Regions from separate parts of the Homo sapiens genome. Here regions 2 and 3 are each linked to region 1. A link is an interaction called in ENCODE POLR2A ChIA-PET data of the cell type or tissue named here. Cell type or tissue: OCI-LY7. All regions are shown on one strand.

What was found. ChIA-PET counts read pairs that join two places held together with the same protein. Peaks named below come from ENCODE experiments on the same cell type or tissue, not always from the same donor. Only the 100,000 strongest peaks of a DNase experiment are listed, where the experiment ranks them.
Region 2: POLR2A ChIA-PET joins it to region 1 with 7 read pairs; 2 of 35 experiments call an interaction of 5 or more read pairs at or near these places.
Region 3: POLR2A ChIA-PET joins it to region 1 with 7 read pairs; 2 of 35 experiments call an interaction of 5 or more read pairs at or near these places.

Annotation. Positions count from the first base shown.
Region 1 is chr6:47,250,647-47,254,646 of GRCh38, reverse strand. TNFRSF21 (TNF receptor superfamily member 21) reads left to right here. Exons shown (of 6, transcript NM_014452.5): 4 at 1,126-1,391. Among named protein-coding and RNA genes, the nearest start is that of TNFRSF21, 57 kb to the left of the region's middle. In OCI-LY7, CTCF peaks have their summits at 1,593 and 1,797; a DNase peak (open chromatin) is centred at 1,816; H3K4me3 peaks cover 118 bases; H3K27ac peaks cover 3,120 bases.
Region 2 is chr6:47,611,181-47,615,180 of GRCh38, reverse strand. CD2AP (CD2 associated protein) reads right to left here. Exons shown (of 18, transcript NM_012120.3): 17 at 2,645-2,708. Among named protein-coding and RNA genes, the nearest start is that of ADGRF4, 85 kb to the left of the region's middle. In OCI-LY7, no CTCF peak of the experiment used is centred here; no DNase peak of the experiment used is centred here.
Region 3 is chr6:47,346,732-47,350,731 of GRCh38, reverse strand. No RefSeq gene overlaps it. Among named protein-coding and RNA genes, the nearest start is that of TNFRSF21, 39 kb to the right of the region's middle. In OCI-LY7, no CTCF peak of the experiment used is centred here; no DNase peak of the experiment used is centred here.

The DNA of each region.
Region 1 (4,000 bases):
CTGGGCACACTGTTAGTTGATATAAAGGACACCATTCCCAGAATTTGAAAACCTTTTACCTAGACAGTTCTGGGTAAAGTCCATTACAGTTTTAATTTGCAGCTTCCCTTTTTCTAAATGTCATGAAGTCACCATGTTTTTAGATGGGAGCCTCTAACTTACTTGGTTACTATTGTATTTAGTACAGTAGTCCTCCCTTATCCACAGTTTAGCTTTCCAAGGTTTCAGTTGCCTGTGGTCCACTGTGGTCCGAAAATACTAAATGGGAAATTCCAGAAATAAACAATTCATAAGTTTTAGATTATGCACTATTCTGAGTAATGCGATCAAATCTCACATTCCCGTACCATCCTGCTCTGTCCTGCTGGGGAAGGGAATCATCCCTTTGTCCACCATATCCATGCTGGAGACCTCACCTGCCTGTGAGTCACTTAGTAGCCGTCTAGGTTATCAGATTGACTGTCTCAGTACTGGTACCACAGTGCCTGTGTTCAAGTCACCCTTATTTTACTTAATATTGGCCCAAAGCTCGAGAGGAGTGATGCTGATAATTTGGATATGCCAGCGGCCATAAAGTGCTTCCTTTAAGTGAAAACATGAAAGTTCCCCACTTAATAAGAAAAGTCAATTGTATGCTGAGGTTGCTAAGATCTACAAGAAGAAGGAATCTTCTATCCATACATTGTGAAGAAGGAAAAAGAAATTCATGCGTAGTATGTATAGGGCTCTGTACCATCCATGGCTTCAAGGCATCCACTGGGGATCTTGGAACTTATCCACCCCTCTCCTTCAACAAGGGTGTATTACTATAGTAACAGAGGAATCACCGTGAATACCTTATTTGGGTTTGGCTTTCGAAACATCTTTTTGGGTCTGATTTATTATAATTCCATGATCATTCCTTCTTCTGGTTCCACACTCAGGAAGTGAAATTTGTATGAGGGTACCAGCTAGTCCACAAGATGAGCTGCTTGTGCCAAGTGCTTAAGGGAGGCAATGCATTCCTTTGACATACAGCGATAGGAAAGCGTGCCTCTTCTAGTTCATTCATTAAAGCAGAGCTGCCTTATGTAAGAAGCTTCCCTTACAAGCCCTCATTTGTTTTTTATTTTTTCTCTGGTGTAGGTATCGATATCCTGAAGCTTGTAGCAGCCCAAGTGGGAAGCCAGTGGAAAGATATCTATCAGTTTCTTTGCAATGCCAGTGAGAGGGAGGTTGCTGCTTTCTCCAATGGGTACACAGCCGACCACGAGCGGGCCTACGCAGCTCTGCAGCACTGGACCATCCGGGGCCCCGAGGCCAGCCTCGCCCAGCTAATTAGCGCCCTGCGCCAGCACCGGAGAAACGATGTTGTGGAGAAGATTCGTGGGCTGATGGAAGACACCACCCAGGTAATGGAGCCCTTGTTGTGTGTCATTACCACCGACCTATTGCCCCTATGCTTCAAATTTTATCAGTTGTATGGGAACAAAGAAAAATAACATATTCGGTGGATAGGCACACACACACACACACGCATACGCCTGCACACACACACACACACCCTACCTTCTAGGACGGGGGTTCTCAGTGGCCGTCTATTAGAATCATCTAGAAAACTTTAAAAAAAAATACTGATGCTCAGACCCTACCTGCAGACCAGTCACATCAGAATCTCCAGGGGGCAGAGCGTGAATCGGTATTTGTAAAAGCTCTCTTTGTTACTCCATTTACAATCCATTTTGCATGACACACTTTGAACAAAACCAAGAAAAAATACTTTTTACTACACCGCCTCTCCTCCAGAGGGTGTTTTTGTGATGTGGCTTATGAAGGCAGCATTCTTGCCTCCTGAGGATGCAGGTGGTGCTAGCGGCAGTTGATGACAGAACTGATTCTCCTCCTTGGGTTGTTCCGTGGAGCACATCAGATGGGAACTGAGGGGACCCAGGAGTGTGATTTCTTTATAGCTAATAAGCCCTGGCTTTGGAGCCAGACAGCGCTGGATTTGAATCCTGGCTCTGGTACATATTAGCTTAGGTGATGAAGGGTAAGTTACTTCAACTTTCCTTGCCTCTGTTATTCACATTTTCAAGTCTGCTATATAAGATTAAGATGAGAAATAAAGCATATAAAATGCCTGACTCATTGAAAGTGTTCTACAAGTGGTAGTTACGACCATGATGTAACTCATTTTACTTAGCCTTTCTTTAATTGTATGTACTTCCCTGAAAGGCCATGAATAAAGTTCAGATTTGGATATTGAATCATATTTTCCACAGACTTCAATTCAGGTTTCAGAACATATTCCCAAAGTAAAGAAAATGCTGCCACTAAGACTAGATAAAACCCACTTAAGATTTAAAGGGCCGGTCTGTGTTATTATTCCAGTGGTCCAAATTTGTTACCTAAAAGAGCTAGGTAGAGATTTTTTATGACATCAATTCAGTTTACTATCATTCTATATCACATTTTGTGTATCAAAGTATTTCATTTTGCATACTTTATACTTACGTTTAAGTATACTTTATGTACTTAAGAAGTCCAAATGCTTTTATCTTTTTATACTGATAGCGCAGTAATTCTTGACAATTGATGTAATCATTTATCAGGTGAATCTTTTATCCAAGTAACTGGATAATAACAATTTATAGGTGCTAATTGACTTTGAAGGTGGTCTTTTAAAGCTCTGGCATATTTTTAACTTCTTTGAAGTGTGGAATTTCAGAAAAAAATACTTATTAATAGACCCAAGTGATAAACATTCAGAGGCATACACCAGTGTCTTATGACTTTCTAAGAAATAATTTAGGTGTGAAATATTATTCACAAGTAAAACTAGGCTTTAAGTAGCTGGATTTGGGGGAAAGTGAGGGAGATGTTAACCCTCCAATTAAGTAAAATGGCGGCAGTTTGAATACAGGGAGTTTAGAGGCAAAGCATTGCCACGCATTCTTAGAGACTGGCTTTAAGGAGAGAGCTGGAAGACAAGCCTAAGGCTCAAAGAAGGATTTAGATACGTGAGAATAAGTCGCCTAATGTCCTTGATGATGCCTAAAAGAAAGATAACATATGACTGATGCAAGGTTAGGATTTGGTTAACCCAAACCTGTGGTGGGCCCATGGAAAAATAAGAAGGTGAGAGTGCATGTCAAAAAGAGTGATTCATAATAAAATCATTAGGTCAACGAATGAGAGAACAAAGCAGCTTCTTCCTAAGTGCCAAACTCTTGTACACCTTAATTATTTCCTTCCCCTTATCTCTTCTATAATACCAAAAGATTCTAATAGTAGCTATTTTTTGTTGTTTATTTTTTGAGAACAGTAATGTCAAAGCACTCTACAACTTTCTCGTTGGTTCTGCTATAGCCTTTGAGTTATGATGGAGGCTGAGAAGGCAATATTAAATTTTTGATTTCACATTTCAACAATATACATCAATGTCTAGCAGCGTTTTGGATCCAGCTCTAACTCTAATTTTAATAGCCAATGAACATGGATTTTTGGCTGCCAGTTCTTATTACAGGTTGAGTATCCTTTATCTGATATGCTTGGGACTGGAAGTGTTTTAGATTTTGGATTTTTTCAGACTTTGGAATATTTGCATATACATAATAAGATAGTTTGGGGATAGGTCCCAAATCTAAACATGAAATTCATTTATGTTTCACATATACCTTACATACATAGCCTGAAGGTAATTTTATACAAAATTAGAAAAAGTGTATGCATGAAGCAAAGTTTGTGTTAAGTACTCATGTGTGGAATTTTCCACTTGTGGCATTATGTTGGTGCTCAAAAAGTTTTGGATTTTGAATTTTTGGATTAGGGATGCTCAAGTGGTAATTGCACAGTATGTTACTCTCTGTCCATTGTTTATTTCTGAAATTTGTCCCATCTAACAAGTGAATCAGAAGGCAGGGGGCTTAATTGAGACTCCTTATTCTCATCCTGTGATGGGCTTGTACTCCCTGTGTATGGTGGTACTGCTGGGGATTTGGGGCTTTGCCCCAGGAGTTAT
Region 2 (4,000 bases), 360 kb before region 1:
GATAAGAGCCAAGGTTTTCCAACTGCAAGTCCCCAATTCTCTCTTGTTCTACAAACTGCTGACAAAAGAAATAGGGTAAGTAATCAGGCAGAATAAAAAACAGAAGGGAGTATGAAATACTTAAACAATGGGAAGAGTCTCTAAAAAAGGTAGGATACAACTTTCTCTGAGATATGCAGAAAGAATAATGCAAATGAACATAAACATTAGTGAAGGAGAAAAAGAAAGCTAAGAAAGATAAAGGAAATAGTCGAAATTGCCAATCACCAGTGGAGAATTAAGATAAACTCTTAAGTTTAAATGGGAGGCAGTGAATCTACAGCCATATGTCACCACTACCAGTCCTGTCCCTGAGCAAAGAAAGAATGAAAATAGCTTAACTGCACAGAAGAGAGAACTACAGGGATACCTCTTTTTATTGTACTTCGTTTTGCTGTGCTTCACAGATACTGCATTGTCTACAATCAAAGGCTTGTGGTAATCCTGTGCTGAGCAACTCTATTGATGCCATTTTTCCAACAATATGTGATCACTTTGTATCACTGTGTCACATTTTGACAATTTTCACAATATTTCAAATGTTTTCACTGTAATTATATATGTTAATGGTGATTTGTGACCAGTGATCTTTGATGTTAATATTGTAATTGTTCTGGCACCCATATAAAACAGCAAACTTAATTGATAAATGTCATGTGTGTTCTAACTGCTACACTGATCAGCCTTTCTTCTGACTCTCTCCCCCTCTACTTGGCCTTCCTTATTATCTGAGATAGAACACGCCTAATAATAAAATTAGGCCAATTAATAACCCAAAAATGGTCTCTAAGTGTTCAAGTGAAAGAAATAATCACATCCCTCTCACATTAAATAAAAAGTTACAAATGACTAAGCTCAGAGAGGAAGGCAATGTTGAAAGCCACAGCAGGTCAAGAGATTGGCCTTTTGCCCCAAACAGCCAAGTTTTGATTGCAAAGGAAAAGTTCTTGAAGAAAATTAAAAGTGCTACTGCAGTGAACATATGAATAATAAGAAAACTTAACAGCCTTATTGTTGATATGAAGGAAAGTTTGAGTGGTCTAGATAGCAGATCTAACCAACTGTAACATTTCCTTAAGCCAAAGCCTAATCCAGAGTGAGGCCCTAACTCTCTTCAATTCTTTGAAGGCCCAACAGAGGTGACGAAGCAGCAGAGGAAAAGTATGAAGGTAGCAGAGGCTGGTTCATGTGGTTTAAGAAGCCATCTCCATGACATAAAAGTGGAAGGTAAAGCAAGTGCTAATGTAGAAGCTGCAGCAAGTTATCCAGAAGATCTAGCTAAGACGGGAGTTGGCTACAGGAAACAAATTTTCAAAGGAGGTAAAACAGCCTTCTATTGAAAGAAGATATCATCTAGGACTTCCATAACTAGAGAGAAGTCAATCCCTGGCTTCAAAGCTTCAAAGGACAGGCTGACTCTTGTTAGGTGAATGCAGCTGGTGGCTTTAATGGAAACCATCACTTATTTATCATTCTGAAAATCCTTGGCCCTTAAGAATTATGATAAATCTACTCTGCCTATGCTCTACAAATGGAACAACAAAGCCTGGATAACAGCACATCTGTTTACAGCATGATTTACTGAATATTTTAAGCCCACAGTGGAGACCTACTGCTCAGGAAAAAAAAAAAAGGATTATTTTTAAAATATGAACGCTCACTGACCATGCCCTTAGTCACCCAAGAACTCTGATGGAAATGAACAAGGAGATTAATGTTACTTTCAGGTCTGCTAACACAACATCCATTCTGTAGCCCATGAATCAAGGAGACATTTAGACTTTCAATTCTTATTATTTAAGATACACATTTTGGAAGGCTATAGCTGCCATAGATAGTGATTCCTCTGATAAATGTAGGCAAATAAACTGAAAACCATTTGGAAAAAATTCATCAGTTTAGATGCCATGAGGAACATTCACGATTCATAAGAGAAAGTCAAAATGTCAATATTTTGGAAGATGATTCCAACTCCCAGGGATGACTTTGAGGATTGAAGACTTCAGTGGAGAAAAGAACTGAAGATGTGGTAAAAACAGCAAGACAATGAGAATTAAAAGTGGATCGAACTTGAACAGATGAGGAGTTGCTTCTTTTGGATCAGCAAAGAAAGTAGCTTTGTGAGGTGGAATCTACTGTTGGTGAAGATCCTGTGAATATTGTGGAAATAACAAAGGATTTACAAAATATAAACTTAGTTGATAAAGCAGAGGCAGGGTTTAAGAGGACTGACTCCAATTTCAAAAGAATACCCTTGCCACTAATTAATTCCACTAATATCCGTCCCACCCTCTGGTATCCATCCTTCTGTTCTCTATCTCTATGAGTTCAATCGTTTCAATTTTTTTTAGCTCCCACAAATAAGTGGGAACATGCAGTTTCTCTTTCTGTGCCTGGCTTAACATAATGACCTCCAGTTCCATCCATGTTGTTGCAAATGACAGGATCTCATTCTTTTTTTGTGACTGAATAGTAGTCCATTGTGTGTATGTCCAACTGAAGTAGTATAGCATAATTTGTACAGGAACCGATTACCCAGTTGGGTTGGGAAAAACATGTCCAGTTTATGCTCACTAAACTCTCAATGCTGGAAGAAATTAATTACCTCTAGATTACTTCTCATTGTCTTCTCTTCTTCCAAATCTTTTCGCAGTTTTTCCAGTTCTTTCCTAAAAACAAAGTACTTATTACTGTTAAGTCTTTCGATTAAATAATTTATTTGACTAATGTTTACAGGCTTTTTGTTACCTAACCTACCAGTTCATGGGAAAAACTTTTTAAGGGCAATAGCAATGTTAATTAAGAAAAATGTAAGATTCTCTAGTTAGAATGGTTCAATATAACAGTTAAAAATTCAGCAAAACCAAGACAAATCTGAGATCAAGAAATCAAGCAAATTCAGAGCAGCTCACGAAGACAGAAATAATATCTAACCTTTAGAAGAAATTTTCTATATTCGGCTATCATACATTTTCCAGGTTGGAAAACTGAAAGCCCAAGCAATTTGGTAAAATGAATATCAACACATCACAATACAAGGCAAGTTAACAGTTTATCTGGTAACATAACCTAGACTTTGAATTTCTTTCTCTATTTTTAAAAATTAAATAACACATTAAAATCCAAAAACCAAACAAATTAAAAACTCTAGCCAATAGTCTCTCCTCAACTCATCTTTTCACCTTCCCGTGTTCCCTTCTAATCTTTCTATATAGTTGTCCTTTTTTCTATAGCTTTAAGTGAATATTCAATATTATGTCTTTTCACAAATTTTAAACCATTTTCATGCTGCTAAAATTTTCATATTTATAATTGTGATTTGGTATTCAAATATCGAGGTTTTTTGTTTGGCTGATTCATTATTCTGGGGACAGAAGGAGTGGAAGGAATCGAGGAATGAGACAGAAGGAATGGGAGGAATATGTTAGTATATCAAATTTCTAAATCAAAAGTATGGACATTTTCAGTCTCAACAAATACTTGAAAAATTCTTGAGAATACTGTAGAAATAACAGCTTGAAAAAGTAAAAAAGAAAAAATTCATGAAGAAAAAATACATAAGGAAGGAATTTTAAAATTATTTATATAATGTTTCAAAACTAACTTCTTGGCAATAATTTCTTAGTGATAACTAAGCTATAAAGATCTACTATTATAAGAGTAAAGCGAAAACCTCTGAACTCCAAGTAAAGAAATAAAATATTACCAGTACCTTGGATATCCCAAAAAGCGACCCTCTTTCCTTAATCCTATTCCCCCCCTCTTCCATAGAAAAAGTTTTATAGTATTTATTATTATTTATTTGTTGTTCTAATTTTGCCACACGCAAATACATTCTTAAAATAATATATTTTCTGGTTTGGTATGCTTTTCAACTTTATACAAATGAAATACACTGATTGCGTGTATGCTTCTGACCTGCTCCCTCCTCTCAATGTTTAGATTAATTCATATTGATGTT
Region 3 (4,000 bases), 96 kb before region 1:
AAAAAGTCTGAAAATCATCTTCAGAAAAAGCTGCTTTAGGTAAAACAAAATCAAATGAATTTTTTTTATCCCCAGAGAAGCTACACTCATTTGTCTGTATGTCTTTTAAAATGGACCCCAGAAAGGGGGACTCAGATCTTTGTTTTGCCCTCCACAAGTATAGTAGTGATCTACCCTCCCCTTATTCTGATGCCAAAAAGGGAGGTGGACAGTTTAGTTTTCCTCATGATAAGTCTAAAGTTGGTAAGTTTTATCTTCTCCAAATAGCAAGGCAGCACTCACTTTTGGAAAGGATTCTCCTTTTCTAGTTCATTTAAACTCATAATTTCACATAGGCCTGTAATGATATGTCACACCACAAAAAATAGGTCAGTTTTATCTTACTACTACCAATCAGAAAGAAATATGGCTTAACTGGCAAGGGGGTGTTGATTGTGAAATCTAATATGAAAACTTTAAGTCACAGTGGATGATTTCATGGATATATAACCAGTTTGTTTCCCCACAATTCACTGGGAAAAGAGCTGCTTCCAATTTTTCTGGGTGCAGGAAGCTGAGTGTCCTGCTTGGTAGAAATGTACATTGAGTGCCCTTTCAGCTTCCATGTCGTAATGATCCCTAGGAAGCCAACCACTCAGCCAGCTTCAGATGTCCAAACTGCTGAGGCTCTTGGGCCAAAGGACTTTGCCATTTTCAACGTAATACAAATTTCTATGAAGAGCTTTAAAGCAGTTATATTCTGGCTATTATGTAGAGGTCATTGTTCTGCACATTTAAATCAATCTAGTTACATTTCAGTTTGTACAATTAATATCTGCCAAGCAGCAGCTATGAATAAAACACTATGGCAAACCCTTAAGAAAAGCTGTTCTCACAGAGGGAGGAACATAAGAGACCTGGGGAGCTTTTTTCTTCTTATTTTTAACAGCTTTGTTGAAGGTTAATTCACATATCATAAATTTGCCCACTTTAAGTTACAATTCGATGATTTTTTAGTAAGTTTACAGAATTATGTCTTGTCACAATTCAATTTTCGAACATCTCCATCATCCCAGGAGCTTTAAAAAATGCTAATGCCCAGGCCTCACCTCAGAACAATTAAGTCAAACATTTTGAGGGTGATTCAGGGAGCTTTCCAAGTGGTTACAGAATGCAGCACATATTGAGAAGGACTGCTGTAGAGGATACAAACACGAGTGGTACCTAGTTCCTGCCCTTAGGAAATCTGTCATTTATGGGCATGGTTTCTCAACCTTGGCACTATTCACGTTTGGAACTGGACAATTCTTGTGAAGGGCTGTCCTGTGCATTGTGGAATGTTTAGAAGCATCCTTAGCCTCTAGCCACTGAATGCCAGTAACACCTCCCCCCACTGCCCTAAACTGTAACAAGAGGGAGGATGAAGAGGAGAAAGAGGAGGAGGAGAAGGAGAAAGAAATCTTGTGTGTGACCCAGTGTGGTATAGTGGCAAGATGGTGGTCTTTGAAGCAATAAAGGTTTTTACTGATATCCAGTTCCGCCATTGGCTGGTTTTACGATCTTAGACGATGTAGCTTTTTTTTTTTTTTTTTTTTTTTTAGATAGAGTCTCACTGTGTTATTCAGGCTGGAGTGTAGTGGTGCCATCTCGGCTCACTGCAACCTCTGCCTCCTGGGTTCAAGCGATTCTCCTGCTTTAACCTCCCAAGTAGCTGGGATTACAGGTGCACACCACCATGCCCAGCTAATTTTTGTATTTTTAGTAGAAACAGGGTTTCACCGTGTTGGCTTTTTGAGACAAGGTCTTGCTTTGTTGCACAGGCTGGAGTGCAATGGTGTAGTCACGGCTCACTGCTGCCTTGATATCCTGGGCTCAAGCGATCCTCCCACCTCAGCCTCTCACGTAGCTGGGACTACAGGTGTGCACCACCACACCCAGCTAATTAAAATGGTTTTTTTTTTTTCGGAGATGGGTCCTCACTGTGTTGCCCAGGCTGGTCTCAAACTCCTGATCTCAAATGATCCTCCCTCCTTGGCCTCTCCCAAAGTGCTGGGATTAGACGTGAGTCACCACACTCAGCCAAGGCAGTCAAATTTTATAAGCCTGTTTTCTCATAGTAATTATTCAACACATGTTAATTTAGTGTTATCTGTAAAATGAAGATAATGATATTTAGCTTGTACCTTTGGCAGGGGGAATAGATAATGTGTGTTAAATATTAGCACACAGTATAATATACTGTGTATACAGGCGGACACTGGGCGTTTACTCTGTGCCAGGGTATTGTGGTAAATGCATTACACAATATCTCATTTCCTCCTCATAACAATCCAGTTAAATAGATACAATTATTATATCCATTTTACAGATGAGGAAACTGAGACTTAGAGAAGTTAAATAAACTTACCCAGGTCATGGAGCTTGGTAAAGAGATTCAAGAACTTTGCTATATGGTAATGCTTTTTAAACTTGCTCATCATAATGACCACCTGGTATATTGTTAACAGTGCACATCTCAGGATTCAGAAATTCTGGGATAAGATCACAAATCTGTGTTTTCTACAAACACCATAGATGATTCCTATGATTAGCCAAGTTTAGAGATGGTTGCTATGATGCTTCTCATCAATATTGAATAAATATTAAATAAAAAATAAGCTAACTAAAAATTTTGGTTTGGAGGATTAGGGAAATGTGTAGGTCTTGACAGAAATGAGAAAGACAAGGCTGCCAAAGGGAGGAATAACATGTACAAAGGTAAGAGGCTTAATGTGTGGGTTGTGCTTAGGAGTTTCAGTAACAAGAGCTCACATTTACTTTGCACTTCTTGGGACCAGGTACTATCCTAAGTATGTTACCTATATTATCTTACTTAATCTTCACATAAAATTTTGTGAGGTGGTACTGTTGTTTTCTCATTTACAGATGCAGAAACTGAAGGGCAAAAAGGGAAAGCAAGTTGTATAAGAGCACACAGCTAGCAAGAGGTCAGGCCAGGATTTGAAACTAGACAACCCAATGCCAGAACCTGCCCCTCCTAACCCAAATGCCACATAGAAATTCTGGGAGGAAATTCTGGAAAGGAAAACTTGGACCAAGCTTGTAATATTAGCTGTCTGCTCTGTTAGAGCAATTTCTATGGGCCAGCTTCTCTGTGTGGATTGCATCCCACCCTCATAACAACCAAATTAAAGTACTGAAGTTCAGGGGTTGTATGGAACTTGGCCAACATAGCTACTCTGTCACAAGGATTAGATTGAAACCTTAGTCTGTCTTTACTGTTCAAATCCTTATTTTTCTATTATTTCACAATTGTCTTACTTCAAATTGTGAGGAACTTAAATACTGTAGCTTCATAATTACTTTAAAGATAATTTATTTCATGCTCATCTGTTCCGTAGTGGGCAGATCTATATAAATCTACCCCCAAAGCCTGAGGAAGCTGAGAGGTTGAAGAAAGAGGCTGAGAAGTGTTGTTTCTTAGAAAGAAACATTTAGTAGGGACTTACAAACAGAAGCCATGTCTGAGGGCAAGGCAAGATGGTGGATCCCAGCACCATCACCTCCTCCAGACCCAGGGCTTATATACCACAGGGAAAGACTATGTAGGGCAACTGAAGTTGACCTGCTAGGGAAGGGCAAGAATACTATGTCTTGGCATAGAATTTGACTAGGGGCAGGATTTATAGTCAAGGTCATTTTGACCTATGGGCAGGATTTTTGGCAAGTACATGCTCTTACCCAAGGAGCGGTAGATAAAATAGAAACCTTACAGGCATTCCCAGAACTGAGGTTAATCAGAAGTCAACATGTGGATTAGCATCCAAGATGGAGTCACTTCAGCCTCCACACCATCATTCATTGAATGAATAGTCATGTAGTCCACACATTGGGCTAAAGATACAGAACTACAGAAAACAAAGGTGTGGTCATGTCCTGGTGGGGGTCACAGCCTTGTGTGGAGACAGACACATAAACAATTAATTCTAATAGTAGGAGAGTGTAAAAAGCACTCTATCTA